Regions from separate parts of the Homo sapiens genome. Here region 2 is linked to region 1. Evidence: chromatin loops called from intact Hi-C (ENCODE). Cell type or tissue: heart left ventricle. All regions are shown on one strand. Links, peaks and the distances in the headings refer to the core of each region. The heading gives the core; the rest is flanking DNA. Region 1 overlaps PEX14 (peroxisomal biogenesis factor 14). Region 2 overlaps CASZ1 (castor zinc finger 1).

Evidence for each region. Hi-C counts contacts between places; a loop is a spot of excess contacts. Peaks named below come from ENCODE experiments on the same cell type or tissue, not always from the same donor. Only the 100,000 strongest peaks of a DNase experiment are listed, where the experiment ranks them.
Region 2: it touches region 1 in a loop (2.5-fold over the local background); 6 of 110 quality-filtered maps call a loop at or near these places.

What each region holds. Positions count from the first base shown.
Region 1 is chr1:10,521,826-10,536,901 of GRCh38, reverse strand. PEX14 (peroxisomal biogenesis factor 14) reads right to left here. Exons shown (of 9, transcript NM_004565.3): 3 at 605-689. Among named protein-coding and RNA genes, the nearest start is that of PEX14, 54 kb to the right of the region's middle. RefSeq lists an enhancer at 7,658-8,857. In heart left ventricle, for the core only: a CTCF peak has its summit at 6,455; DNase peaks (open chromatin) are centred at 6,431 and 7,574; H3K27ac peaks cover 1,577 bases.
Region 2 is chr1:10,658,245-10,673,320 of GRCh38, reverse strand. CASZ1 (castor zinc finger 1) reads left to right here. Exons shown (of 21, transcript NM_001079843.3): 5 at 7,750-8,238; 6 at 12,785-13,619; 7 at 14,745-14,813. Among named protein-coding and RNA genes, the nearest start is that of CASZ1, 130 kb to the left of the region's middle. RefSeq lists enhancers at 260-1,308, 7,413-8,160, 8,161-8,909, 12,533-13,043, 13,044-13,554. In heart left ventricle, for the core only: no CTCF peak of the experiment used is centred there; DNase peaks (open chromatin) are centred at 7,190, 8,852 and 9,510; H3K27ac peaks cover 4,985 bases.

The DNA of each region.
Region 1 (15,076 bases), core at 2,730-10,729:
TTTACAAAAAAAGAAAAATACCCTGAAGTCCAACAGAACCAGAATAGATTGTCTCTTCAGACAATATTGAATTTGTCAGGGTCCACTTTATCCCTGTTTACAGAAATACCATAAAACCACTAATTTACCGCTTCAATCTGTAAATCGGACTGACCCCAAGCTTGAGTTTAACCTGACCTTGTTAGTCATCTCGTTTCCCTCGCCCTTCATTTCTTTCTCCCTCATTCTCTATTGAAGCAGCTGAACTCCTAACCTAAGCTAGTCATCCTGCAGCCAGGGTCACTGACACAGAGCAGACCAAAAACCAGAAGTCCTCCACAGTCTCATCCAATGGGCCGACTCTGCTACTGAATGCTGCCTTTGCCATGATGGACTGGACTAAGTCATCCGTGCTTAATTACCCGAATCGTGTCATCTTGCCGCTCCATTGTCAGGAAAGAAACCTGCATGCCCCACTGGGGGGTTCGCCTCAGCCCCACTGCCCCATGAGTGGGCAGCTCTAGGAAGTCCTGGCAGCTCAGCACCTGCCTTGCACCGTGGCTTCCATCTGCCCCAGCCCCAGTCCCCCTGTAGGCCGTGCTGCACAGCCCTGTGGAACCTGTACCTTTCTTCTTTAGGAATGCTCTCCTGGTTGCAAGTGGGCTCTGGCGGACCCGGGAATTCTGTAGAAACTTCACTGCCGTGGCAATCTGGTGAGAGAGAGAAAATAGAGGAGTAAACTTCACTTCAATAGTCTGAATTTCAAGATTAAAAATCCTAGGAGTTTTTCCCAGCTCCACAGAGACAAGCATACTATTGTGGTCAAATTTATAACCAGTTATTTCTTAAACTTAAAATCTACCTAAATGAAAGGCGATGTTGTTTCCCTGTCTTCACTGGCTTCCTGTATCTGAGTCTGTCAAATCTAATCCCTCTGCCGAGCTTCAGGCCTGCGACGATCCTTCCTGTTCCTCCTGATCTCCATTCGAGCTGATTCTTCATACTCCCCGGCAGGTGTGGCCATGCGCACCCATGTCGCCGCCCTTGTGCCCTGTATGCTGTCTTTCTGGAAGGCCTCCCTTTCCTGCCTCCACCTGTCTAAACGTTACCCCACGCGCACGTACACACGCACACACACACACACACGTTCTCTATCAGCACAGCCCTTTTATAGTCTGTTCTGATTCCTCGAAGCCTTGCCTAAATAAGCAAGCCATCTCTGATCTCCCTATTCTCTTCAATTCTTCAGTGCCTGTACTGTGTACCATATAATTGAAGACATAATTACACCATCTTCTAATGTTCAGCCTGCCTCCCCAACTACGCTGCAAGCAAGTGAAGGGCAGAGACCACACTCTCTCCAGAGCCTGGCAAAGTGTTGAGGGCGTCCCGGCTGGAAGGGATTATGTCGGAGACAACACCCACTGCCATTCACTCTGGCCCCCCTTCTGCAATGGAGCTGAGTTCTGAAGACCCTTCAAAGGGCAAAGTTTGGAGTTTCATGGCTAAAAGCTGACAGATTGACAGATTGTCTACCTGCCTCTGGTAATGAATATTATTTAATGAAATCTTCCTATCTCCACATAAGCCGGGCAGGGGATGGAAGGGGCACCGCTGCAGGTATTAACCTTCACATCACTCAGCACACGCGAAGTGTGTGTTTACGCCTGGCTTGTCTACTTTCCACCCCAGACACCAGCCCTATGGATGGGAAACGCCCACCTGCCCCAGGTAGGAAAGGGGCTGTTTTAAATGACTGCTATTATTCACCTCATCAAAATCAAAGGAATAATATGGTCTCATGTTACAGATAAAGTCAACAGGCCCTGAGTTCACTCATAAGTTGTTGAAAGAAAAAATTTCTAAGGCTAGATGTAAGGAAGTTTTCTAAGATCCTTCAAACTAAGGGAAGCAGTCAAACAGAAAGTACTGTGACTGTAAGTGAAATACAAGTTACAAATCATCTCCTTCCCCATATTTTATATGAATGTAATCCTGAGACCAGACAGACTTTTGGGGAACAAAAGATATGAGGATAAACCAAAGAAAAAAAGCCAGGGAAAAGCCTGTATTCATTTTCCCTGCAACCCCTCCGTGGGAGGCTTACCTAGACATTCCCCTAAAGGATGAACTCAGTATCTTGACTTTTCAGGTCTGGGCCTGTCACCAACAGGACATACTAGTGTCCCTTGACAGCCAAGCCCAGCTCCGCACAGATTATCATCTGTCCTCCAATGCTGCCGACAGTACTAACCACCGTCATGAACCACAGTAATAGACCAGTTCTGGACTAAAGAAAAATGAATGCTCGAGATTCTAGAGACCCCAAACGGCATACTCAACCAGATCGCCTCAGGTCACACCAAAATCAAGAGAAATCTAACAAACATCTACAACACTGATGCATTTTAATGAAGAGATAGGAGAAGGGAAGAAGGAAAAAAGAGAAAAAAGAAAAGGGGATGGGTAGAGGTAGGAAAGGTGGGGAGAAGAAGGCAACAGTACACAAGGAGCTATAACAGGAGAGAGGGGGAAAAGGAGAGAGGAGAAATGAGAGACAAGCAGAAAAACCAACGGAAGCGAGGCCCCTGCTCTGGAAAGAGAATGAACAGGTACCCAGTCACTGGCCCCCAGGGTCAGCGCCAGTCTGCACAGCTCAGATGGCGTGGGGATAGTTGTTCTTCACCTGGAGAAAAAAATACACCTTCAACACACAAGAAAATTACACTACTCGTATCATGCGGTAGTCTGCATGCTGTGTGTGACACGTGTACCAGGTGTCAGCGGAAATGTGGATGAACAGGTCTTAAGCAGAAGATGCTAGTAGTACAGCTCCTATCATTTACCCATAGAAACAGAAAGCTTTCCTTCATCCTTCCAAAATTTTCCATGACAGAGAAAGAAAACAGAATCCCACCACTGGAACACACAGGTTTCACCTTGCTTTTTTAATATAGTCCTTGGTATATGCATTTCTGGTCAGAGAGCAAAGTTCTGATGGGTTTAATGGTGCACTCAATGCAGTGCTTGGCGCATTCCATCAATTTTTTTTAAAAAAATGCATCTCTTATTTCTTTAAATACATTAATCAGCCTAGTGTAGGCAAAACGGATCCATCGGACAATGCAATAAACATGAATTATCATCTATCCAACATGCATAATGGCTTAAAAATACATAATAGCAGGTGTAGTTTAAATGATTAGTTATTACACCTGTGGTGGGTCTGATTCAATTGGGAAAAATCATCTTTAATAGGTTAAAAGGTTTAGATCACCATGCTTTCCTTAAAGTGGCTGCAGAGAGGGAATGATGGAGTGCTCTGTCATTAGTAATTCATTTAAGAAGAACGTGGGGGATATAGCAAAGAACAGCATAAACGAGCGAATCCAATTTAAACATCAGGTAAAGTAGAAAACACCTTTTAAAAAAGCAAGAAAAATGAATTTGGAAGGGAGATGAAATTGACGTATTTATTTTAACGGGAATTTGACAAAGTCCCGGCACACTTCAAACTTGCAAAAATATGAACAATTTCTTTTAAAGTTTCCATTCACTAATTTCAAGTCATATAAAATAATACTGCCAAACACCTACATAAAGTATATTTGGGGCTTGTTTATGTTCCTCTTGATCTTTGTCTGAAAATGCAGGCGACAGGCAAATCACATATTTAACAGCATCGACATCACTACACTAGATGCAAAAATATAAAGCACTCAAATAGCCCCAACCTAATGTGCTGAATAAGAAAGACACCCTGAGAAGTGGCTACATGTAAGTGTGAACATATGAAAACCTCTCTCCTCTTTTCACTAATTATTTCTTCAGTTACTCTTGACTCTTCTCCCTCCCTCCCCGCAAGGAACTGGCACTACAAAATGGGGGGAAGGACCTGTCCAATCTAGAATTTTATAGCCCCATGATTCATACATCGATGGGAGAAGATTTTGCAAAACTCTTTACCCATAATGCTAACATCTTCACACACTAAATAACTGACAGGGCACTCGGTTTGTGCCTTTCACCCACCTATTGTTGGGCACTTTTCATTAATTTCATGAAGCAATTCAACTGACTTTCCTCTGCAGAGGCCCAACACACACAACACGCTTTTGTTGGATTCGATGATGGGGTGCCTGCAGCCTGTCCTGTATTATCATTTGATTTTCTAATTAGAAGATGAATGTGACTATTCATGGGTTATATTTGTGCCCAACTAAATTACATAAATTCAGGCCAAATCTTCCGCCTCAATGTCAAAGATGTAAAACGGAGACAGGAACTTTATTGCACATGTTGTGGGAGTGCAGCAAGCCAGGGAGAATTCTGGCACTAAGCTGCTGATGCCGCCGTCGAAGCTGCTTGCTGGTGAGCCTGTGATAAATATGGAATCAGCGTTCCTTTCCCTTCCTCTTGCACTGAGTTCTTAATGAGTGCACCTCGAATTACCAATAGCTAGTTTAATCAAAATAAAGACAACAAACTCCAAAGAAAACAGACCAGTTTCTCCCCGCCCCCCATCCCTCTGACCCTACCTTCTGTCCCCTTCTCCACCCAAAGCAAAATAAAACAACCCTGCCACCACCAATTCCACAATTTTGGGGAAATTTCATAATTTTCACTATGTGTCACTTAGAGATAAAACTGAGGTGCAAGGAAGAGGAGTAAATTCTTGTCTTTGCAGTCTCATAACAATGGTTACACCGGAGTCACTGGAGTCACTGTCAGCAACTTGGAAAAAAGCGGGGGGGACTTCAGGTTGAAAAACACCTTTAGATCTAAGATGACTGGCCAATTGAGAGAGATTTGTATTTGAGAGAGCAGGATTTGTAACTGTATAAATCAATGGAATACAGTATACTCAGGGGTTATCTACTATGAACTATGTGCTGTTAAATGCATTGTGTAGGGTAAGTAATCCCCAGTGAGAAGAACTGAGGTTCCTGACAGTCCTCACCAAAGAGATGCTTCCTATGTGTTTTCCACTCTCCTACAAAAGACCTGCACATTGTAATCTTCAGAATACACACTTTATTTTCTGCACGAGGGGGACAGGAGGACAGAGCCTGCCTAATAATGAACCTGGGGTTTGAGGGAGCCTTAGCACTTTGCACCTGACATGTAAACCTGATGCATTGTCTCCAGTGACACTTATTTGGAATGCCACCAATTCCAGCACTCCTGTGTACTACATACACATCTATCTCCTAAGATGTGAGCATTCATTAGCCATCTTAAAATATTAAAAATATTCAAAAATTAATGACACTAACAACCAAAGCCAAGTCCTTTTAACCCACAGAGATCACAACTAGAGGGCAAAAGAAAATGACCAATATAATCTACGGGCCCGAAACCCCATTCCAGCGCCGCACTGCTCCACGTGCGCTGCTCAGAAGATTAAATTGCCTGTGAAAGGTTCCTACGTTCATACACTAAAGTAGATACCCAGAATCCTGTTAACAAGCGTTAGACCAAAGCCAACTCGAGTTTTAACAAGGACTGACTTAAAAAGCCAGGCACTGCCAAGAATGAGAGAACCCTCTTCAAACAGAAATGCTGCATTTTAGTAAGAAATCAGTACTCTGTCAGGAGTTCCTTGACAAATATGGTCATCGGCGGCACAGGGAAATAGTTGCAAAGCAGCTGTTAATCAGAGAAACACATCGTAGAACGCTGATGCTAGCACTCGTGAAAAAATGCAACGGGCTAATTATGAAGCTATATATCTCACTAAAGAGGCCGTGTTCCTTGAGATTCCAGGCAGAGCACTCTCGGATCCAGGGTCCTAGGACAACATAATTCTGGTTTTCTACATGCAGGCTCCTCTCTGATCTACCATTCACAATGCCGGGCTCCCTGTTCTTTCTCAAGTCTACACGCTCTCTTTCTAGCTAGGGAACAGGCTGGGGAGGGAAGGAAGCAGCGGCAACCACAAGCCACATTCCACGAACATATCCAAAAGGTGACATATCCTAAACCAGAGTAGAAGAAAAATCTACAAGTATGCAAAAGAAAGCAAGCGTCGGAATTGTCATTCTCAGTGTGGCAGGAGGGCAAATGTGTGTGAGCCTCAATCCAGGATTTCCCCAGCTGCCAAAATGAAAAGAAAGACTAAAAAAGCAGCAGGAATAAACAAAAACTAGAGGCAGTTCTGTGTGCAACCTCAAAGGGAGAAAGAAAGCTTCCAGAAAGCTGCTCTCAGAGTGTGACTGCAACTCAGGGACGCCAAGGGCCCAATAGCCAGGTAAGAGGGGAAAGTTAATATGCAGAGGAAGGCTCGGTCAGCCAAAATTCAATACGCGCCTCTGCAAGGACAAGGAGGAACAGGCTCCCCGAAACCAGACTAGTGGGAGTAGGGGGGAGGGGCCTGCACACTCGGAGTAAAACCACTGGAATGGCAAGAGGGGAATAACCTTGAGGTGGACGAGCCCGCAGGCGGCAGAAGCGCAGAGCCAAAGTGCCCCCTAGCCGGAGCCGGCGGAGGCGCAGGCCGGGGCGGCCGCTCCGCTAACTCGCACAGCCCAAATTAAGTGTTTTCACTCAGGGAAAATGAAATGTTTTGCAAGATGAAACAGAATGAAAATTGAGGTTTTAGGTAATTACTAGTTGGCATTTACATATCACGGGCTGGTTCAACACCTATTCATTTTCCTCTTTTATTTTCAATTTTTAAAAATTGCTCATTAAAAATGAACAGATGACAGTGACAGGAATTTTTTTTGTACTCTTTCCCCTTCTCTGAGGGTTACAAAACCAAGAGGCAATTTTAGCCCATTTATCTATAATTAACGCACACACAAAGGTATGTTTCATGTACATTAAGGGAGGAAAGGAGAAGGGAAAGTCAACAAAAGCCAGGAAGTTCAACAATAAAGACAGTGAGTTGTACTCAGGTAGCCTCCTGCACCTGGGTAAGGAGCTGGCTAGCAAGTGCCCTGGCACTCAAGGAGTTAAAGGAAAGAGCCTCTCTTTCGACTTGGAATTTCCTGGGTTTTGTCACTGTGTCCTTCCCATTGTTGATTTGGGTTACAACACTATACTAATTAAGCTTGTGGGCCCTAATTTCCTTTGTTTTACTTTACTTTCCTCTGTCCTTTTGTTTTTCACATTAAAGAAATAAAATTCCGCTGGTAGAAGTGCACAGGAGTTGACATGATAGAACAGAATATATTTTAAGGCTATTGTGTAAATCTGTATTTAGGGAATTCTAAAGCATGCATTATTGACCCTAGTCTCTCTTAAAACTCATTGATATATGTAGTAAAAGCCTTTATGAAAAGTGGCAACTTCACATGCACAAAAACTACCTTTCAAAGTGAAATATCTCTGCCATTTATTTTTTTTCCCTTGGCCTTAGTTAAAAATATTGCATGAACTGCTTGCCAGAATGTCATTGTTTTGTTATTTGATTAAAGTAGTTCTTCCAGAAATGTATATTGAAATAAAAAGCATCTTAAACCACCACGCACTATTTAATGTCAAGGGACAGTGATCTTAGGGACGTAAGGGTGACTTTGGAGAGGTGTCCGTGTCCAGCCGAGGACTCTGGGTGCCAACTTCCAGCCCAAAGGGCGCTGGTGCAGTGGAGGAGCACAGCTTGAAAAGCAGAGCTGCTGATGCAGCGGGTGACGGTCACCACGCCACAGAAGGAGCTGTGGAGTACACGCCGGCCTGGAAGAAATGAAACCCTTGCTTGTGGGTTGGGAAGATCAAAGTTCCTTTTTAGGAAAGGTTGAGAAGGAAAAGCGTTTTTCTCCTTCAGGGAGAAAGAAAAGCACATTTAAATGCCTTGTCCCCACGCATCCCCACCTGAATTTAGATAGCAGCCCCTCTAATTTTTGATGCAACCAACAAAGCAGTTACCCAAAGAGGGGAGGAAAAAAGGATGACATTTGCCTTTTCCCTGCCTTTGAAATGCAACTGGCAGCAAATTGTTTGAAGTCCTGTTTAGAGAAGAAACTGTAATAGCCTTCATACTGAAAAGAGGAGGAAAATGCCATTATACACGGATCACGGTAGCAGTGACCTCAGCAGAGAAGGCAAACGAGCTGGCTGCAAGTTGGAGGTTTGGCCAGCGTGCCAGGAACGGAAATAAAAGGTTTATGTGCCAGAGACGAGTGGCAAGAGCTGGGTGCTCGATCCCAAGAGATACCAAGGAAAGACAAGTAGTTCAATTCCTTAACATGATGTTTTTCAACAGCTCCTTGACTGCTCCTTCTTCCAGTATCCCCTGGTTTTATATTTTCAATATTCCTCTAATTTCCCTGCACTGTTAAAGAGGAAGCAGAGAGCACCCAGGCTTCGTGTTGTAAAATTAATGAAGGTGTCAAGCTGTTGAGTTAAATCACTCTAAAGGAATGTAATGACTCAGTGTCCAAGATGCTCCCTGAGAGAACTGTGAGCTCACACAGTGACGGTGGCGGGTGACTCCAACACTAAAAATATGTGGCACACAGTCCCCAGCACCTCCCTAATGATAACACTGCCTCTATTTCCTAGTCTCTTTCTCTCCACCACTGGTTGAATTTCATGCTTTCTGAAAGGTATTTCTCCTAACCTCCAGCAGCTTCAGATGCTCAGCAGATGAAACCCTGCTTCAGCTTCCACTTCTTTTGAAGTTCGGCCAGATGGAGATTGGTGAAGCTCTCTAGTCATGCACTATTGAACTGCGGGATGATTAGGAAGGAGACGAAGAAAGGTTGTGTCATGGATAATGGCAACCTCAAACATTAAGGCATCACTGGGGGTCAGCTACTGAATAGGTGACCACCAGCTGGTGCAAGGCAGGATCCCCCTCAAGGGCTTAGGGCCACCTGCCCTAAGGGCAAGAAGATGGGCTCCTGAATTCCAAGGAAGATAAGCTCTGGACCAAAAAATTATGTGTACCATCAACCCACACTCTGCACAAAACTAAAACCTTCAAGGAGTCTTTAAAAGGCACTTCTAGGCCAAGCACAGTGGCTCACGCTTGTAATCCCAACACTTTGGGAGGCCGAGGCGAGTGGACCAGTTGAGGCCAGGAGTTTGAGAAGAGCCTGGCCAACATGGCGAAACCCCATCTCCACTAAAAAAAATACAAAAATTAGCCAGGTGTGGTGGTGCATAGTCTTAGCTACTAGGGTGGCTGAGGCATGAGAATTACTTGAACCTGGGAGGCAGAGGTTGCAATGAACCAAGATCGCACCACTGCACTCCAGCCTGGGTGACAGAGTGAGACTCTGTCTTGGAAACAAACAAACAAAAAAATAAATAAATAAAAGGCAATTCTACCAAACACCCCATAAGAAAATTAGAGAATGACCTAATGCTAAAAAATAAATTTGAATACAAAAAAAAAGAACTACTCATAGCCTAGAATGAGTTCAAATTTAGAAACAAATTTTTTCTTTTTTTTTTTTTTTGAGACAGAGTCTCGCTCTGTCACCAGGCTGGAGTGCAGTGGCGTGATCTCGGCTCACTGCAAACTCCACCTCCCGGGTTCAAGCAATTCTTGTGCCTCAGCCTCCCGAGTAGCTGGGACTATAGGCACATGCCACCACACCCAGCTAATTTTTGTATTTTTAGTAGAGACAGGGTTTCACCATGTTGGCAAGGATGGTCTCAATCTCCTGATCTCGTGATCTGCCAGTTTCGGCCTCCCAAAGTGTGGGATTACAGGCGTGAGCCACCATGCCTGGCCCACAAATTTTCTTTTTTTTTTTTTTTGAGACAGAGTCTCACTCTATCACCCAGGCTGGAGTAAAGTGGTACAATCTTGGCACTGCAACCTCTGCCTCCTGGGTTCAAGCGATTCTCCTGTCTCAGCCTCCTGAGTAGCTGGGACTACAGGCACATGCCACCACGCTTGGCTAATTTTTCTATTTTTAGTAGAGACAAGGTTTCACCATGTTGGCCAGGCGGGTCTCGAACTCCTAACCTCAAGTGATCTGCCCACCTCAGCCTCCGAAAGTGCTGGGATTTACAGGTGTGGGCCACCGTGTCCAGCCTAAGAATTTTCTTTAGACCCACCAGAAAACAGAAGAAAGTCAACAATCAAGATCTGCTACTAACGGGATGCCACCAAGTCCTAGATCCTGCTACAGGATGAGCATCCCTAATCTGAAAATCCAAAATCCAAAATGCTCCAAAATCCAGAACTTTTTGAGTGCCAACATGACAGTCAAAGGTCATGCACAAAGGAAATGCTCACTGGAGCATTTCGGATTTGGGATTTTCAGATTTGAGATGCTCAACCAGTAAGTATTATGTACATATTCCAAAATCTGAAAAAATCCAAAATCCAACACTTTTGGTCCCAAGCATTTGGGATCAAGAATACTCAACCTGTATTACCTTTGATTCTTTTATGGCCTAAACAAAAAAACTAAAGTATGGGTTCCAAAAGTGTAATTCATAATGCAGTCAACTGGCAGACTTAAAAATCTTCAAATTGCACTTTGGGAGGCCAAGGTGGGCAGATGACCTGAGATCAGGAGTTTGAGACCAGCCTGACCAACATGGTGAAACACCGTCTGTAATAAAAATACAAAACTTAGCTGGGTGTGGTGGTTCACACTTGTAATCCCAGTTACTTGGGAAGCTAAGGCAGGAGAATCACTTGAACCCAGGAGGTGGAGGCTGCAGCGAGCTATCACGCCACTGCACTCCAGCCTGAGCAACAGAGCACGACTCTGTCTCAAAAAAAAAAAAAAAAAATCAGCCGGGCGCAGTGGCTCACGCCTGTAATCCCAGCACTTTGGGAGGCTGAGGCGGGCGGATCACGAGGTCAGGAGATCGAGACCATCCTGGCTAACACGGTGAAACCCGTCTCTACTAAAAATACAAAAAATTAGCCGGGTGTGGCAGCACGCACCTATAGTCCCAGCTACTAGGGAGGTCGAGGTAGGAGAATCGCTTGAACCTGGGAGACAGAGGTTGCAGTGAGCCAAGATCACACCACTGCACTCCAGCCTGGAAGACACAATGAGACTCTGTCTCAAAAAAAAAAAAAATCAGCCAGGCGCAGTGGCTCACGCCTGCAACCTCAACACTTTAGGGGGCCAAGGCGGGCGGATCACAAGGTCAAGAGTTCGAGATCAGCCTGGCCAATTTAGTGAAACCCCATCTATACTAAAAATACAAAAATTAGCCGGGTGTGGTGGCATGTGCCTGCAGTCCCAGCTACTCGGGAAGCTGAAATGAGAGAATCGCTTGAACCCAGGAGGCGGAGGTTGCAGTGAGCTGAGACCACGCCATTGCACTCCAGCCTGGGTGACAGAGTGACACTCCATTTTGAAGAAAAAAAAATCTTCAAATTGACAGTAGAATGACAAGGATTGGAAACTTACTATTCAAACAGTCATATACAATCAGCTACTGTCAGAGGAAAGTCAACTTCCTCACCAAGCACACCAGCCCCAGAGAGTGGCCAGAAATGGGCTCTCCACAGGGACAAGTTGGTGGTCAGGTTCCATTTTCTAAAAAAGCGGTATCTAATACAGGTCACACCCTTGTAGACGACTTCACAAGTAACATATCAACACAAAGTGTGAAACACAGGAAAGCAATACAAGCTATACCGCTGACGCAGATGAGGAAAATGTCTTTTTTTTTTTTTACACATCTTTCAGAAGTAATGACATAAGGGCTGTGAAACTGATTATCACAGCCATCATCAGATTGTACCCACGGACTGTCTTTAGTATCAAGGTACAAGTTTGGAAGAGAAACTGAATCAAGAGACATCAGTCCAGTTGCCTTCTCTGATAAACCCCAATTAAGAAATTTTCAGCTCAGTGAGGAAATCCATCACACACAAGAAGAACCCAAAGGTAGTCCTCATGGCTTTGAACCATTCAGCAACCTTTCACTAAATACCATAAACATCCCTATTATTAGCCAGCACAGCTACCAATAAACAAACACACACTTTAAAAAATAAATGATCCGGCCGGGCATGGTGGCCCACGCCTATAATTCAGCACTTTGGGAGGCTGAGGCAGGAGGATGGCTGGAGGCCAAGAGTTCGGGACCAGCCTGGGCAACATAACGAGACTCCATTGTTTCAAAAAAAAATTTGTTTTTTTTAAATAGCTTGGCGTAGTGGCGCTCCAGCTACTTGGGGAGCTAGGTGGGAGGATGGCTTGAGCTCAGGAGTTTGAGGTTACACTGAGCTATGATTGTACTGCTTCACTCTAGCCTGGGTGACAGAGTGAGACCCCGTCTCTAAAAATCAATCAATCAATCAATCAATCAATCAAATGATTCCACAAAGGCCTACTGAGCACCAGAGCCATCTTGGCCAAGAGTCACTGTGTCCTACCAATAATGGGAAGATGAAAAGGAGGGTCTTTATGCCCTATATCTGATGCCCTTCCCCATCTTGGTCATCTAGGAGAAGCCAGATGAGCATGTAATTTACTTATGAATAACACAAAATTTACACAATTCTCACCATTAAGCAAATCAGTTTATTGAGCATCTTCCTCCTTTAAATCAATGGTAACTCCTTTCAAATTCTTCCCAGCTCTGTCTGAGAAACAGAGAAGTTCACTTTTTGTTATCTGAAGGATTATGAATTACCATCTTGCTTTGTAACCTTCTTGGTTCTTCACATACTGTTCATAAGGTAAGATACCTGGAAATTACAAAAATCCCTAAATTTCCTCAATTTTGCACAAGCTTCCTGAAACATCCCTCATCCTTTTCTGCTCACTGTCCTTTCTCTCTCTCTCTTCTTGCCTGTTTAAACACATGGACATGGAGTTATTAACTTTTACAGGAAAACCAAATAAAATAAAATAATGTTGAAGCAAAAACGCAGTGATGTCAGGCTGCAGCTAGCACCATTTATCTGTGGGAATCTGATTAGCGCTCGAGTGGCAGAGCTACCTGGAAAAGTGCTCACAATCAAATAAAAAAATGATACCAAAACATTAACCTGATGGCTAAAAACTCCACATTTAAACAGTTAAAGTAATAAAGGAGCTTTTATTGAGTATTTTTTATATTTCATTATGCCCCAAATTGACGAGGACTCCCGGATACATTTTCTAGACTTTTGGTTCCTCAAATCAAATGCTCTCTTGGATTTTTTTTTTTTTTTTTTTTTTAACTAAAAGGAAACAGCATTTCTTGTAAGTTTGAATGAAAGGATTAAAGCTTCTCCTAGAATATCGATAATAGTCTTGAGTGCAAACACAGCCAAACGCTGCCACAAACAGAAGCCTTTTTTTGGTTTATGTACTTTAATTCTGAACTTGCTGATAAGCCAGCAGAGAATTTTCCTACAAGATTTTTTTTTTTTTTTACCTTACACAAATACTGTCATGAACCTGGCCTCTTATGTCCCCACTCAGTGCCTCAGATTCCTTCACTGCTATAAAATAAGGGGTTAAACAGATGACCTTCAGGACCCCCTACCTGTGCCATTTTATAATTTCTAAGTTGATTCCATGAGGCAGTCGCTGATACCTGGGCCAGAGATATGGGCTTAGGTCAAGGACAAGACCCAGTCTTTCCAGATTTCATCTCTCCAAGCTGACACCCAATTCAAAAAAAGGAGAAAACCAACAGAGAAGGAGGAGACAGGGAATAGCAGAAGAAATCAGGGCAGCCAAAAAAGATATTACAAATTCCATATATTTTATACGCTGCGAAGCTTTACTCACGCTACTTACTATTTATTTTATATACAAGCTTAGTTATCTGGTATCCAAATCATAGAAGATAAAAGCTGCAAATAAGAACAGAGAGGAAGGAGCCAGCTAGTACAGAAACACCAAACAAAGATGTGACAGCAAAAAAAAGCCCAACAGCAAATGCCAAGAGAGAAACATCCATGAAAAGCAAACAAAAAAATTCAAAAAGCTTATTAGTCTGGGGTCATTTAGAATCGGTGGAGTCATTTCAAGTAGGGGCAAATATACAACACATCTATATTTCAACAGGTTTTGAAAACACAGCTATGCTTATAACACCATATAAACACGTTCATCTAAAATGACAATACTGAGTCATCACGATTAAATTATATTCCAGATATTCAGCTTAATAAAGCAAGAAAGTATGTAATCCATTTTACATAATTCCCAGCCAAAAGTTTTAAAGTGTTTTGTTTGTTCTGCTTTCAAATGGCTCCTGATGACCATCCAGAAAACGTAACTATCCAGAATGCCTCATTCTAGGAGGTGCCAGAGATGGTGGTTTTCCTGAATTGAACAAGAACAGCTTTGATTCATGTTAGATTAAGAAGCAGGAAGCCAGAGATTAAATAATGAATAGCTACTGAGCATTCACAGGTCCTCACGGTACACCAGCCACTTGTAAAGTCAAAATAGAAGCAGGAAAGATGCTGTTTGTGCTGTAGCAATCTAAGATGAGGAAACAAGCCAAAAGAGATCTTGAGCCATCTGGTCCCACCCATGACCTAGGGACTCCCCTCTCCAACAACCCTGACAAATGATCAGGAAGCCTCCTCTTGAATGCTCATAATGAGCAGGGAAACTACTCCCTTAAGAGACTGTCAGCTCATTTTCAGGAGTGCCTCTTTAAACTGAGTTGAAATCTACTTTCCTGAACCTCCTAACCATTGGTCCTCGTTCTCTGTCTGGCAACAATATTAATTGATCCACTTTTTGAAACAGTGCTGGGTGAGGAATCAGGATAGACTGCTGTCACTGGCTATCTTTTCTATAAAAGCATTTATTTCCCTTACTCTGCTTAGTAACTAAAGGTGAACACTGGCCTCACTGTGTAACAGTTTCATAAATTCTGCTCTTTCGTTTGGTAAGAGCAGCCTTGCCCTTTCTGGGAGAGCCAAGGCTACACCTGTAATGTCAGAATGCATTAGCAATAATAAAGGCCACGGTAATGCAAGAGCCGACTTCATGAACACGTCATTCCAGAATGGCTAAATTCAATCAAATATGGCAGCGCTTCCTACAACACTACGATCACTGGGGCCAGTGTGTGACGTGGGCCCACTTACTGGAAGCTGTTGGAAAGAGAAAGTGAGCACTCTGCTTTAAGACTAATAGACAGGGTTTTTACCAGCCCACAAGTGGTTCAGCATCCTTCTTTCCCAGGAATTACCTAGAAATTCATTTAACAT
Region 2 (15,076 bases), core at 3,527-11,526, 140 kb before region 1:
AAGTACTCTCAGAAATTGATCCTCTCCGCCAGCCCATTGGACAGAAGGACGTTGGATGTTAATGGCCATCCTGCTCCAGGGTGGCTTATTAAAAAATTTATACATAAATGCTTAAAATTGCATAAATTATTTAAAAAAACCAACAAAGTAAGCAATTTGAATTCCCTCTTTTCCTCCCCTTCACTCGGTCCCCCTTTTCCAGCCCCTCCGCAGGGCCCTCCCGGTCCCCAGGCTCCCGCCCCCCTCGGAGCTTTTCCCCTCTTTTCTCCACTCGCCACTGCACCCCAACGCCGTCCACCGTGCCTTCCTCTGGGGCTTCCCTGCCTCACCCACAAATTAATGGAACCGCCAGCCCACCTCCAAACACTCACAGGCACACGCGCTAATAAAAACACCACTAATAATGCCCCAAATCGCAAAATTAAATATTAAGGCCAAAGGAGGCGGACGTGGAACGGAGCCGCCGCCACCGTCGCCGAAGTTGGAGCTGATGAGTGTGTCTCTCGCAGGCGTGGAATGTCACCCACACATCCTGGAGACTGGAGTGGGGAGTTTTATGATGGTTTTTCATTGATTTGTTTCCCCAGCGCAGCTGCCGACCTCTATTGAGGGACAAACATAATCAGCACTGACGCAAATTAGATGGTTATTCGTTTTGAAAATTGACAGAAAAACAATAAAAAAGATGAAATGCTCCCAAATCAATAGATATAATGAAATTCAAATAATCCGAGAGATGAGGTCTCCATGGCAACTGATAATGTGGAAAAGAAAACAATTTAATAAAGGACAGACACACTTTGAAAACAGATTGGGCCCGGGGAGGGGGGCGGGCCGGCGGGCGGAGGGCTGGAGCGCGGGCTGGCGAGTGAAGGATCACTGTCCGTCCCAAGGACACCCGCCATAATTAAGCGAGGCTTTCGGCCCCAGAAAGTGCAGATTCAGGTTTTAATACACAAAATTATTTCAGGAGCAGTGAATCGGAAAGTCGTTTGTAATGACCTTCCTGAGAGGCCCGGGCGCGGGGCATGTTGGAGGCTGGGCGGCCGGGCGGCTGAGTTATGGCATATTTGTGTTTTTATAGTGCGGAGGGGAGGGGGTGGCGGGGGGAGGGGGGAGAAGGTTAAACAGTATTTACAGCTCAGTTGTTTTCAGAGAGGAAAGAGAAATAGAGTTCATGGGGAGATGCGGCGGGCGGGTGAGCCGGGGAGGCCTCTCGGGCAAGCAGGGAAAGGAGGTGGCCTGGGCAGGTCCCCCACCTCGGGCTGCCTTGCCCATGTCCGTCTCTGGGACCTAGAGCAGATGCCAGGAGCCGCCTCTCCCACTCCGGTCTCTGGCATGGCACAGCTTGTGGGGCTGTCTAGGTCTGGGGCCTCTCCAGGGCAGTCCAGGCTGTGTGGACACCCAGCCAGCCACACCTGCTCCCGTGAAAAGGCAGGGTGTTTCTGCCATCATCCTAGCCTCGCACCCTCCAGTGCACTGCATGGCATTTGGCCACCCATTTAGATGATGCTGCCTTTCCTGAGCCCAGTGCCGCATCTGGGGTGTGCCAGCCTCGGGCATAGCGAGTAAGGACCCGAGGTGACATCATGCTCCGCTGCGGTGGCCCACAGCTTACAGCCTCCTGCCTCCTTTTCCAGGCTCCACCCCCCTGCCAAGTGCCCACCTGGGGCTGGGAAAGGGAAAAGCTTGGGCCCTTTGGGTTTGGCAGAGGTGGGGGCCACAGAGAGGGGAGGGGACCAATCAGACCCCTTCCACTGCCCTCCAGAGACACTTGCCCGGAGCAGGGCAGCTCAGGCACTGAGAGTCAGCCCAGCCCTGGGGGTCCTAGGCTCACCCGAAGCCCCTTCCCTCACATCTGTCTCCCCTCATGGCTGCAGGAGCCATGTTTGTGTTCTGTTACCACGACCACACGCAGCACTCTGAGATTCCACATGTGCACATGTGAATATAACGGGATTGTACAAACACAGGCATCCGAGCGTGTGTGCGCGCGCACAGGCATGCACGCGGTCTGTGCGCGTTTGCTCAGTGTGTGTGTTTTAAATCTCCCCTGGGTGGTAACTCTCTTTTTTCTCCCCTTCCTGTTTGGCTGTGACCTGGGGGAGATTGATAGCCAGCCTGTGCGGTGGATGCTAACAGTTCCCCTGATTTATAGAGTTACTTACGCTAAGTGAGGCCACTTAGACGCGTCTGGATAGCGAACCTTTTAACTGGACTAAAAAAATCATAATAAATAAATAAACAAAGTGGGGCAAGCTAGGGCCCAGTGGCCAAGCATGCCCCCCACCCAAGTTGGAGCTGTTGAGGGCCAGGGGACCCGGCTGAACCCCTCGGGCCCTGGCTGAACCCCTAGGGAGCAGCAACCATTCCTCCCACAGAACTTAGAGGCCCTTCTGTTTGGAGCTGGGGATAGAATTGGGTCCAAGAGGGAAGGACTCCCTTCTCGGAGGGGATGGAGGGGACGGGTCCTGGCTGGTGGGGGAGGGGTCACAGCTGAAGGATGGGGAAGGAACCGTTCAGGCGGAAATGGGCTGTGAGGTAGAGGAGGGAGGAGGGGTAGATGCCTGGGCCCTTCCTGGCCCTTGCTGGCCTCCAGACCTGCCACTCCTGTGGCACCTCTGATGCCCACTACAGAGATGGCTCTTGTACTGGCTTTGAAGTGTTCATTCCCAAGTCTGAACTGAGGATCCGCGGCACAGGAGCCAGGGCTGCCTGTGTGCCCACATCATAGCCTGAGGAGTCAGCCCAGGGTCTGGTCTGTACACGGTACTCAAGAGAGAGGTTGTTGAAAGGACACCAGCACAGCACCCCAAAACTGGGGCTTGTGGCCTGTGAGCTGCAAGTTCGGAAGTAAATGGCAGGGTGGAAGCCCCGGCAGCCGCCCGCCCCTGACTCCAGGATGCCTAGGCGGGAGGCTGTGGGGGACACAGGTGGGGTTGAAGATTATGACCTTGGGCATCTGAGCCTGGTGGCAGTTGGGCTCCAGCACTGACTGTGGGCAGCTACCAGCCTCGCGGCCTTTGCTTCCTTATGTGGGAATGGACAGGACAGCCGACCATGTGGAGATCCTGGGGGCATCACCAAGGTGGCACTGTAAGGCACCCAGCACAGACGAGGTGCTCAGAGGATGCCAGCTGCTCTATGGCCCCAGACACCATGGCCCAGGGCAGCTACCAGAGTGGCCCCCGAGCTGCCTGGCAGTGGGAAGGCAGGGCCCCAGCCCACCCCCAACCCAGGGGTCTGGTTCCTGGCCCCTGCCTCCCCACCTCCTGATATACAGCGGGCATTAGGCCGCCCAAAGGGGATACTGCATCCTTAGGAAGAAATATGTCCTCATTTTTCTTGAACACCGTTTCCACTGAGTGAAATGTTTAGAAGGGACGCGCAGGGAGAACTTTATTTCCTACCAGGGAGTTCAGAGCCACCAAGCAGAGCCCATAAAGCACCCGGAGCCTGGGAGCTGACAGGCAGCCCGGCCCCAGAACACATTACTCACGGCTGGGGAGGGGCTGCCAGGCCTGCCCGGCCCCCTGGGACAGACCCCCACCCACCCACCGTTGAGGCAGGACAAGCAACTCTGAGACCCAGGGCCATGGGCGGTGGGCACTGCAGCCTCTCCTCCCCTTGAACCCAGGATGCCTGCGGGAGGGGGCCTGGCCCTGACCAGGTGAGCAGGCTACCTCCAGAGAGCAGTGAGATCAGGGGACTGGGGATGCGGTGCAGCTACAGGAACGCCCCTCTCACCCAGAGCTGGCAGGAGCCCTGGCCTGCCCCCGCCTACGGAGGGGGTGATGAGATTCATGCCATAACGGGGCCTTCTCCCGAGGCCCTCCCTTCATTTGATTTCTGAAGCCGGCTGATTTGAATATTTATAAATATCAGTAAATTATTTATTGTAGCAATCTGCTGCACCATTTTACCCATCGCAGTTAACACTTTAAGGGGCTCCGTGTTATGGGAACAGGAAGCGAGGGTGAGGAGGGGACGGGGCAGGGGAAGGAGTCCCCGCAGAGAGGCCTGGGATTTCCTAGGGCCGGCTTAGGGGCCCTAATGGGGATGGGGCCAAGTCCCAGCCTTCGGGAGCTCCTGGCCAGGGTGAGCTTGGGCTCTGGAGTGTCTACAGCCTCCTCCTCTATGAAATGGGACAATGACAGTGCCGGCTCCGCTGGGCCGTTACAAGTCATGCCTTAGTGCCCGGAAAGGTGGACGGTCCAGTCCATGCCCGTTTTCCCCAACCCTGTGCAGGGTCTCCTCAGCTCAGAGACCTGCGGGGAGACCTGCTGCTCGTGGCGCCCTGAGAGGGAAGGTCCCGAACCTAGGAATCCGAGGAGGGGCTGAGAGGCCAGCCCGCCCCTGCCCCAGACCTCTGGCCTCTTCTCTGTCCCCTGCCTCTTCCAGGCCAGGTAAGGTTTCTCAGCCTTGGAATCTCAAGCTCACGTGTGGCACCACATCTGCCTGGTGGCCCTCCCAGGGCTCAGCTGCTTTTTCCCAGGTTCATCCCTGCTAGGCCCTGTGCTTGGCACAGACAGGTGCCCTCTCTCACCTAACAGCCTGGCCGCCTTTCTACAGGGAAAAATCTTGCCCAGGGCCAGAGCTAGCGCAGGGCAGAGCTCCGCCGTGAGCTCCCAACTCCCTGACCCCAGAGGCTAGGCCATACCCTGGTGCTGCGCCAGAGCCCGTGGGGCCAGAGGCTGGAGGCCAAGAGCACCGCCACCAGCAGAGAGTGGGCTCTGACTGTGTGTGGGTCCCAGGCCCCGGCCCAGCCCACCTCGGCAGCCCCTCCCCTCGCCTCTCCCGTCTCTGGGGAAGCAGAGCAGGAGTCCCCTCGCCTTCCCACCCTCTGGCCCAAGCCTGCCTCCTGGGCAGTATTGTTCCCAGAGGAAGTGTCCAGTGTAAATAGAGCAGCGGGCAGGCTGGTGGCGGGAAGGAGATGAAAGGGGCAGTGACAGGGCCGGGGACGGATGGCTTCCTTCCATTGAGGCCTGGCCACGGCGTTTATATTTTAGGGAAGAAAGTCAGAGGAATGTTTACATGGACAGGAGTCTGGGGTCAGACCACAGCGGGGTGGGGGGCGGATCGTCTATGGATCCCAGGGCCCTGGGCCGGAAGGCGGCGGAAAGCTTAGACCTCAGCTCCAACGCACCCCTGTTCCCGCCGCCCAGCCTCACACGCGCTCGCACTTACAAACCTAAGCCCTACCTCTGCCTCCTGCCCCTGTGTCCCCGGCCCACACGCCTCCCACCTCCACCCCTGGGACCAGCAAGAGAGGGAGAGGGAGGGCAGCATCTGGAAGGCAGGTGGGCTGGGGCAGCGCGGCAGCTGGAGGGCAGGTGCCGGGGGAGTCGGCAGGAGCAAAGGGGCCTGGGGCTGGGGGCGGGTCCTGGGTACACAGCTGCACCGCAGCTGGTGGGGGCCCGGGCAGGGACTGAGCCAGGCACACAGCCGAGATGGGGAGAAGGTGGGCTGGGCTGGGTGGGCCAAAGTGCGGGGAGGCTCCAGGATGGGTGGGGGCCCGGGGAGGGGGCGTCACCAGCAGCAAGTGCGGCCCTGGGAGCTTCTGCTTCCCTCTTCCTTAGGATAAATATTTACAGATTCATTTGCTGTCTGCCATCCACACTTGGCTGCTTACCTCCTGGTAAAAATAGTGCAGGCTCCCCCACTCCCCCCTTCCCTTCCCCATCCAGGGCAAGGGATGAGGGGACCAGGTGAGGCCCGCTTCCCCGGAGGCCTGTTGGAGGACACCCGGCGTCACAGAACCTGCTGGGCAGCTCCGAGGTCGAGTGGGATGCTGTGAAGAGGAGGCCCCGTCTCAGAACTTCGAGAGGGGCCCCGCATCGTGCTTGGGGTCTTGGGTGTGGGTGGCACAGACTTGGAGATGTGGACGAACCTGGGTAGAGTGGGCATCGGCTTGGGCAAGTGTCTAAGGCCCTGAAGCCAGGGTCACAGGACTGGAAGGCCTGGGAGTGGGCTGAGAAGACCCTTCTCTGGCAGTGGGCCTGGCTGGGCTAGAGTCACCCTGTCTCGTCTGGGCCAAGTGAGCCATCCGTACTGGCCACTGGCTACAAGGGAAGGATCTGGCTGGGACGGCCAGGCACTGTGTCTATCAGGGGACGGTTATCTGTGCGTATGAGTCAAGTCCACCTCAGGGATGCGGCCCCTGGGTGGACCCAGGTATTGCCATTCCCGCCTGGGTAGGCCTCTCATCGGGTTTCCTGGCATGTGGAAAGTTGGCAGGGGGTGATCATTAGAGTGAAGCCCCTTCTGACCATGGAGCCGGGGGGCCCTGCCCTCAGCCTTCCCGCCTATGTGGAGACTCTGACACGCCCATTCCTCCCGTGAGGGCCATGGAGAGGCACATTTTGTTTTGTACACAGTGAGTGTGAGCCGAGCCCCTGCTGCTGTGGCCACTGCGCTGTCCCCAAGCCCCACCACAGGGTCTGGCCCACAGAAGGAGCTCACTAAATGGACGGACAGACAGACAGTTCCATGTGGCTGCGCTGTGTGTGCACGCGTGTGTGTGCGTGTGTGTGTGTCCACCCTCGCCAGCCTTTGTGGCAGGTCCCAGGCTGTGTGGTGGGTGGGCTTGCCGTATGCCCCCCCAGGACCCTCGGTGCCCTATCAGGGACAGAGTTTGGGCTATGCGGCCGCGAGGGAGGTCGCTGGCTCTCAAGTCGCCTCATGAGGGCTTCCTTCCGGCTGTGTGTGTCGGGCTGTCACATTCGGGGATTAGGTGCTGTGACCGGCGCTTCGGGGCGTTCCGTGAGGGACCTAAGCGATCCCACCCTGCACCTGCTGGAGCTCCTGGGGGCTGGGAAGTGGGCTGGCCAGGCCTTCCGGGGCTGCAGAGGCTGGCCGAGGCTGGGGAGCAAGGTCCTAGGATAGGGACAAGTGGCCCTAGGAAGTGCCATGAGGAACTCCACTTGGATGGCTCTGACTGAGGCTTGGGGAAGGGAGTGGCAACAGGAAATGGACAGAGAGGCCAAGAGGGGGCTGGCAAGGGCTGGAGAAGACCCTGAGGCAGGGAGGAGACTGAGGAACACGGAGGCCTTCGGGAGGGTCCTGAGTGGCTGGGAGAAAAGGAGATCTCTGCTCTCTGCTGAGCAGGGTTGGAGTCAGGTAGGGCCCAGGGACCTGGCCTGGCAGAGGAGCCGCCAGGGGCTGACGTGCTCGGGTGGGAGGGTGCCAGCCAAGTGCTGCCGGGACAGTGAGGCAAGAGGCTGGCACAAGCTGGTCCCTGGCTCTCTGTGACTCCTCCCCAGGAACGTGTGGTAAGGCAGGACGCTCCCAAGCGGAACAAGCTGCCAGGAATGCCACGCTGTCCCTTGACAGCCTGACCGCATAGCCGGCTCCTTAACCTCCCTGGGCCTCAGTTTCCTTGTGTGTCAAAGGGCACACCCCCTCCCAGGGCCCAGCAAGCCTAGGAAATGCCTCCAGGACCTGGGCGCCCCTTGTAGTTGAAGAGGCATTCATTCATTCATTTGTTCATTTACAGACTAGTTCTTGAACTACCTACTCTGTGCCAGGCACCCTGCCAGGCTCAGAAAGTAGAGTGATTCTCAAGCATGGCCACGGAGCTCATAGACTAGTGGGGGAGATAGACACATGCCAGGCAGTCTCAGGGCAGTTTGATGGCACTGTGGTCAATGGGGGAGGCCTGCAGCTTGGGGGATGCAGGGCTGTTCGGGAGGGTGGGTTGTTCTTGGCCTTGCACGCCTCTGACCTCCGTGCTCTCCTCCATCCCTGCAGCTGAGGGCACCCGGTGCACGGACCCGCCTGCAGGCAAGCCCGCCATGGCGCCCAAACGCAAGGGTGGCCTGAAGCTGAACGCCATCTGCGCCAAGCTGAGCCGCCAGGTGGTGGTGGAGAAGCGAGCTGACGCCGGCTCCCACACGGAGGGCAGCCCATCGCAGCCCCGGGACCAAGAGCGCAGTGGCCCTGAGTCTGGGGCAGCCCGGGCCCCCCGCAGCGAGGAAGACAAGAGACGGGCAGTGATCGAGAAGTGGGTGAACGGGGAGTACAGCGAGGAGCCGGCACCCACACCCGTGTTGGGGCGGATTGCCCGCGAGGGCCTGGAGCTGCCTCCCGAGGGTGTCTACATGGTGCAGCCCCAGGGGTGCAGCGATGAGGAAGACCACGCGGAGGAGCCCTCCAAGGACGGCGGTGCCCTGGAGGAGAAGGATTCGGACGGGGCAGCCTCCAAGGAGGACAGCGGCCCCAGCACCAGGCAGGCTTCAGGTGGGTGCCTGGCCTTCGAAGGGAGGCTGAAGGCCAGGACAGGGAGGCCAGTGGGGAAGGGGCAGTGTGTCTGGTAAGCACACCCGACTCCTCACTCCTGCTCTAAATACCGGCCCCTCATCCCACCCAGGGAGGGCTCCTGGAGTGGGAGAGACTAGGACGGGGAGGGGCACCCCAGGTGAGAAGGGAAGGGCTGCAGCTGCCCCACACACAGTGGGTCTTCAAGAAACCACAGGCAGAGGGGTGGACAGGTGGGGAGGGAGGGAGGGAGGGATAGACGGGTGGGTGGATAGACAGACGGATGGGATAGATGGCTGGACAGATGGTGGGCAGGTGACTCTTTACACACACCTGTGAGGCCTGAGCTTACCGGGCACAGTACCTGGCACAAGAGGGGCGCAGCGGTCAACGGCATGAGCCTGTGAGCCTGCTGTCTGCACATTCTGCTACTTACGGAGCTTTCTCGGAGGAGCCCAGGACAAGCTTTGTTCTCCTGCCACTCCCCTTGGCCTCCTCTTCCTTCCCTACACCGCTGTCCCTGGCCCTCCCAGCAGGACGTCTCAGGGCCACATGGATTGCCAGCCCGGCCAGCGTATCCTCTTACAGCCAGCTGCCCCGGCCACGGTCCCCTGGCTGACCTCTCTCCCACGAGGCACTGAGGCCCTGCTCTGCTGGTGTCTCCATGTCCATGTCCTGGGGATCGAGAGCAGCCCTGCGCGCCTTCTGCTCAGGGGAGGGTGGGCCGGGGGTTCCAGCAGGCAAGGGGGTCGCCAGGACCACAGCCCCCAGGTCTGGGCCTTCTCTCTGCCCCCGGCCTCCTTCCCAGCCTTGTGCCCGGTGCCCTGCGCCTCCCCTGCCCGCTCCCCTAGCCCTTCCCCTGCAGCAAGGGGTGCATCTCCTCCCCGTGCGGGGAGCCCTGCGCAGCCACATAATTATGCATGTAAGATATAAACAGAGCTGTTTAATTATCCTTCGCCACATCAGTGACAGAGTAATTAACAAACATTGCGAGATCAATGAGGAAAAGTGTGACCTTCAGTTTCCTCTGATAGGAAAAGCCCTTGCCGTTGCCAGACACAAGGTGATTGTGCTGGGCCTGAGGAGAGGAGAGGAGAGGAACGCGACAAGGGCCACCGTCCCCTCCACACCCCCACCCAGGCCAGCTCTGCCCGCAGCTGACGGGGAGCGGAGTGGGCCTCAGCCCCTGCCTCCTTCCCCCAGAGGAGTGGAGAGCGGGGCTGGCAGAGGCGGGCCTGGAACTGCCAATGGCCTCAGGGATCCAGGCCTCGCCCCCTCAGCCCGACACTGGGACTGCCTACTCAGCGCTGAGCGCTGGAGGACACAGACAGCGGAGCCTTGGCTGCCTCTGTGGGCTCGGCCCCCAAGCCACCTTCTCTGGGCCCTGGGCTCGGCCATGCAGGCCTGTGGGCCCCCTCAGGGACCCCTGCCTGGTCCCCTCCCTGTGCAAGCTGCCTGCCCTTCGAAGCCTGTTTCTCTGCCATATATAGCGAGGGCTCAGCTGCCTCCAGCTATTTTTAGCCCCTTTCCCTGGTCCCTGAGCCACTGAATCCAGCAGCCAGAGCCCACTCCTCCCTAGCTGGGCCCCCCAACCCTGTGTAGCTTGAGGTCAGGACAGCGGCTGACCCGCCAGCCCCGCCCCAGGGGAACAGCTGTCTTTTGGTTTCTTGAGTCCCTCTGTGCACCCTGGGTGCCAGGTGGCTGCCTGTGACTGTCCTCTCCTCCCCTAGCCGGGTCCCAGGCCCTCCCCGGAGCCCACAGCCTCTCCTTCCACATCCCGCCAGGTGTCCTCCCCTCCCCAGGCCCAGTCCTGCCCCTCTAGACCCCCATCCCAGGTGTCTCTGAGGATCCCAGACCTGGCAGGTTCGCCTGGGAGGAGACCCCCCAGCCACGCCTTCCCTTGGCTGTGTAGTCAGCCTGGGGTCCTGCCGCCCCAAGTGTGCCCACGTGGCTGGCTTGCACATGAGCAGAGAGAACATGGTGTCCCCGGGGGCCGTGCAGGTCTCAGTCTCGCGGGTGCACCTAACCCTGATGCAGGGCATGGCACACGGGAGGCATGTAGCACACGGGCAGTGAAGGGGCAGGTGTGCGTGTGCACTGGGGTCACGGCTCGGCCATGGGGTGGGGCATGTGCGGAAGAGGTGGGTCCGCAAGAACAGCTCAGAATTAGCCTGGGACTGACCGCCTTCTCCCTCATTCCGAGAGACCCAGGGCAGGGGTTCAGGGGGTTGTGTACCTGTATGTCTGCAGAGGCAGGAAGGCGGCTAGGGATGGGAGCTGGTGAGCCCGAGTGTGAGCGCAAGAGTCTGTGAGGTGTGTGAGTGTGTGGTGTCTGTGAGTCTGTATGAGTGTGTGTGTTGTGTCTGGGTATGTGTGTTTTATGTGAGAGTCTGCATGTGACTGTGTGGGGGTGAGCAAGTATATGAGTTTTATGTGACTGCGTGTCTGGATGTATGTGAGAGTGTGTGTGATTGTGTGTGTGATTGTGAGCACATGACTGGGTGTGTAGAGTGTGTGTGATTGCATGTGTGTTGTGTGTGACTGTGTGCATGTGACCGTGTGTGGGTTTATGTATGTGATGGCATGTGTGTGCATATGACTGTGCGTATGTGCGGGTGAGAGTGTGTAATAAGGCATGTGTGTATTGTATGTGATTGTATGCACGTGATTGGGTGTGTGGGTGTGAAAGTATGAGAATGCACATGTGTGTTGTATGTGATTGTGAGCATGTGACTGTGTGTGGGGGTGGGTGGGTGTCAATGTATGTGTGTGTTGTATGTGATTGTGAGCATGTGACTGTGTGTGGGGGTGGGTGGGTGTCAATGTATGTGTGTGTTTTATGTGATTGCATGTGACTGTGCGTGGGGATATGAGAGTGTATGAGAATGCATGTGTGTGTTGTGACTGTGTGTAGGTGTGTGAGTGTATGCGAATGCATGTGTGCGTTGTATGTCATTGTGTGCATGTAACTGTGTAGGGTGTGTGTGAGAATGCGTGTGTGTTATAGGTGATTGTGAGAATGTGGGTGTGTGAGAGTGTATGAGAATGCATGTGTGTGTTGTATGTGATTGTGTGCATGTAATTAACTGGGTTTATGTGAGTGTGTATGTGATGGCGTATGAGTGCATGCGACTGTGGGTGTGTGAGAGTGTATGAGAATGCATATGTGTGTTGTATGTGATTGCATGTGACTGTGTAAGAGTGTATGAGAATGCATGTGTGTGTTGTATGTGATTGTGTACATGTGACTGTGGGTGTGTGTGTGAGAATGGATGTGTGTGTTGTGAATGCATGTGACTGTGGGTGAGAGTATGAGAATGCATGTGTATGTTTTGTGTGTGTGTGCATGTGACTGTGTAGGTGTGTTTGAGAATGCATGTGTGTGTTGTATGTGATCGTGTGAATGTGACCGTGTGTGTGTTTGAGAATGCATGTGTGTGTTGTATGTGATTGTGTGAATGTGACCGTGTTGGGTGTGTGTGTTTGAGAATGCATGTGTGTGTTGTATGTGATCGTGTGAATGTCACTGTGTGTGTGTTTGAGAATGCATGTGTGTGTTGTATGTGATTGTGTGCATGTGACCGTGTGTGTGTGTGTGAGAATGCATGTGTGTGTTGTATGGGATCATGTGCATGTGACTGTGTGTGGGTTTGTGTGTGTGAGTGTGTGTTGATATGTGAGAATGTGTGTGTATGTCACTGTGGGGAGGTGGCTCCAGGCTTCCTGGTGTGCCCGGGGTGGCCACAGTAAGGAGGCTGCACTCAGGCCCTGCCCGGACTCCTGCCCTCCCCGGGTGGCCCAACCTTGTGTGACTGCAAGTGACTGGAGGAGGCCAGGGGGTTGGAGGACGTGTCCAGGTCCTATGTCACAGGCCAGGGGCACATCCACACACCTGCGCCCCTGGCTGAGCTGTGTTGTCAGGGACCCTCAGCACCTGGGAAGGTGTGGGGAGGCCAAGAGGCCAGGTCCTAGGAAGGCTTGTAGTGGACCCTTCATCTGCCCAGGGGATCCATTTGTGGGGTCAAGGGAGGTCCTCCAGCCAGGCCCACCCCGACCCCGGCCAGAGCATCTTCCCCACCCCTGGGCTCCCACCCAGCTGCCCACTGGCCCACGTCCCTACCTGTCCCCGGTTCTTGCCGCTCCCTGTCCTGGGAGGCAGGTTGGGATCTGGCCTTACTTCCAGTAAAATGACTTCTCTTTCATATTAGGCCAAGGCGAGAGAGCGGAGACATTTATGAAACTTTGTTTAATGTACTGAAAAGCCATCGGCCAGAACATTTAGGAAATTGATTTTCCTGGCATTGATGAACTCGTTTTATTTTACCCCAGTATTAATTACTTTTTTTTAAAACAAATTAATTTAAGAGTCGTAAAACCTAACAAGTGAGCCAAACGTCCATAGATCGTGTCCTGCTCCGCCCCTCCCCACACTGACCCCCTCCCTCTATGGGTGGGGGCCCCCAGTGGGGGGACCTCCTGTCCCTCCCACTCCCTCCCAGAGGTGATGCGCCCCCATCCTCCTCTGCAGGAGAGGCCTCCTCGCTGCGGGACTACGCGGCCTCCACCATGACCGAGTTCCTCGGCATGTTTGGCTATGATGACCAGAACACGCGGGACGAGCTGGCCAGGAAGATCAGCTTTGAGAAGCTGCACGCGGGCTCCACCCCGGAGGCAGCCACCTCCTCCATGCTGCCCACCTCCGAGGATACCCTCAGCAAGCGGGCGCGGTTCTCTAAGTATGAGGAGTACATCCGCAAGCTCAAGGCTGGCGAGCAGCTCTCCTGGCCGGCCCCCAGCACCAAGACCGAGGAGCGGGTGGGCAAGGAGGTGGTGGGCACCCTGCCCGGCCTGCGGCTGCCCAGCAGCACGGCCCACCTGGAGACCAAGGCCACCATCCTGCCCCTGCCGTCGCACAGCAGTGTCCAGATGCAGAACCTGGTAGCCCGGGCCTCCAAGTACGACTTCTTCATCCAAAAACTGAAGACCGGCGAGAATCTGCGGCCCCAGAACGGGAGCACCTACAAGAAGCCATCCAAGTACGACCTGGAGAATGTCAAGTACCTGCACCTCTTCAAACCCGGGGAGGGCAGCCCCGACATGGGCGGGGCCATCGCCTTCAAGACAGGCAAGGTGGGGCGCCCTTCCAAGTACGACGTCCGGGGCATCCAGAAGCCAGGCCCCGCCAAGGTTCCGCCCACCCCCAGCCTGGCTCCCGCACCCCTCGCCAGCGTGCCCAGTGCCCCCAGCGCCCCCGGGCCAGGGCCAGAGCCTCCTGCCTCCCTGTCCTTCAACACTCCCGAGTACCTGAAGTCAACCTTCTCCAAAACAGACTCCATCACCACGGGGACCGTCTCCACTGTCAAGTAAGGCGCTCCCCACCCCACAATGCCCAGAGCCAGGAGCCAGACTAGACAGGAGGCCTCCTTCCTCACCAGGGTTGCCCGTGCTTGAGGACACACCTGCCGCTCACACCTTATACACATCCACTGTGCATCCAGGCGCGTGCACACTCAGGCTCCCATCCATGCGCTTCCACACACACAGGTGCGCGCCGCACTCACATTCACTCTTGCACCTACAGAACCATGCGTGAGCCCTCCTGCAGCGCCCCCCCGCTCCTGGACCTGCGCGTGCACCTCGCACACGCCCCCCACACACGCCACCCACACACGCCCACACTCCCAGGCACAAGTGTGCTCTGCCTTTTGCTAGCATGCACACCGGGACTGCCCATGACAGCACACCCCATCTGCCCATGACAGGCTTTCTCTACCTGCTGCCATGGGTGCTGAATGCAGGCCTGTGGTTGGCTGAGAAGGCGCCACCCTGGCTGGGGATGCTGGGTCCATGCTGGTGGCCCTGGCTCCTGGGCTCAGAGCCTGGGCCCTGGGGGAGGCAGGAAGCAAAGGTAGTGACCGGGGTTAGGTGCATACACCCTTACAGCCTGAACCCATGGGCAGGGGAACGGCCTGGGTAGTCAAGTAGTGGATGGTGTGGGGCTGAGCGAGACCCTTCCCCAGAGCTCCTCCTGAACCCTGGGGGGGCTCCCGGACCCCAGGGGGCTGCATGCCTTGGAGCAGATCAGGGCGGCCCCTGCTGCCTGGGGAAGGATACACTTCCCCTGCCCAGCTGCCTGCCCCCACCTCGAATCCCTCCCTGTTGGGAGGCCTGGTGCCCCTCAGCCAGCGGCCTCCTGATGCTCCCTGAATGCTGGGTGCCGAGCCCGGGCTTCTGTGGCTTGCCAGCCCGTGCCCAAGGGGGCTGCAGCCCCACCTGCACGAGATGGCACTGCCCTCCCAGAGTTGGGCTCGTTGAACCTCTGGCCAGCTTCTGCCAGGGATGTCCTCAGTCCCACCGTGGGTGCCTCGGACACTGCAGAGCAGAGCAGAGGGGCTGGGGCCTCAGGGCAGGGGCTGCCCACCAGATGCCCCTGTAACACGAGGCTGCCCCATCTGCTCACCGGCTGTGCCCTGTGTGTCTCTTGCCAGGAACGGACTGCCCACAGATAAACCAGCCGTCACTGAAGATGTAAACATTTACCAGAAATATATTGCCAGGTAGGCCCCTGGGGAGGAGCCTGCCGTGGAGAGAAGGTGGGGGGCCAGGACTGACCGGGCACTCTGAGGCCATTCGTTTGATATCTGACCTCTAGGGCCAAGGTAGCTGCCTCCTCCCATCCCCATCCACTTCGGTCCCTCCACCGCACCGAGGGCTGCCCTGCACGCCCGTTTGGGAGCCTCCCTCCGCTCTGTGTAGTCCAGGCCACACATTCCCTCAGCAGCCTGTGCCCCCAGTTAGGGCCGGGGTCCCGACGCAGGGC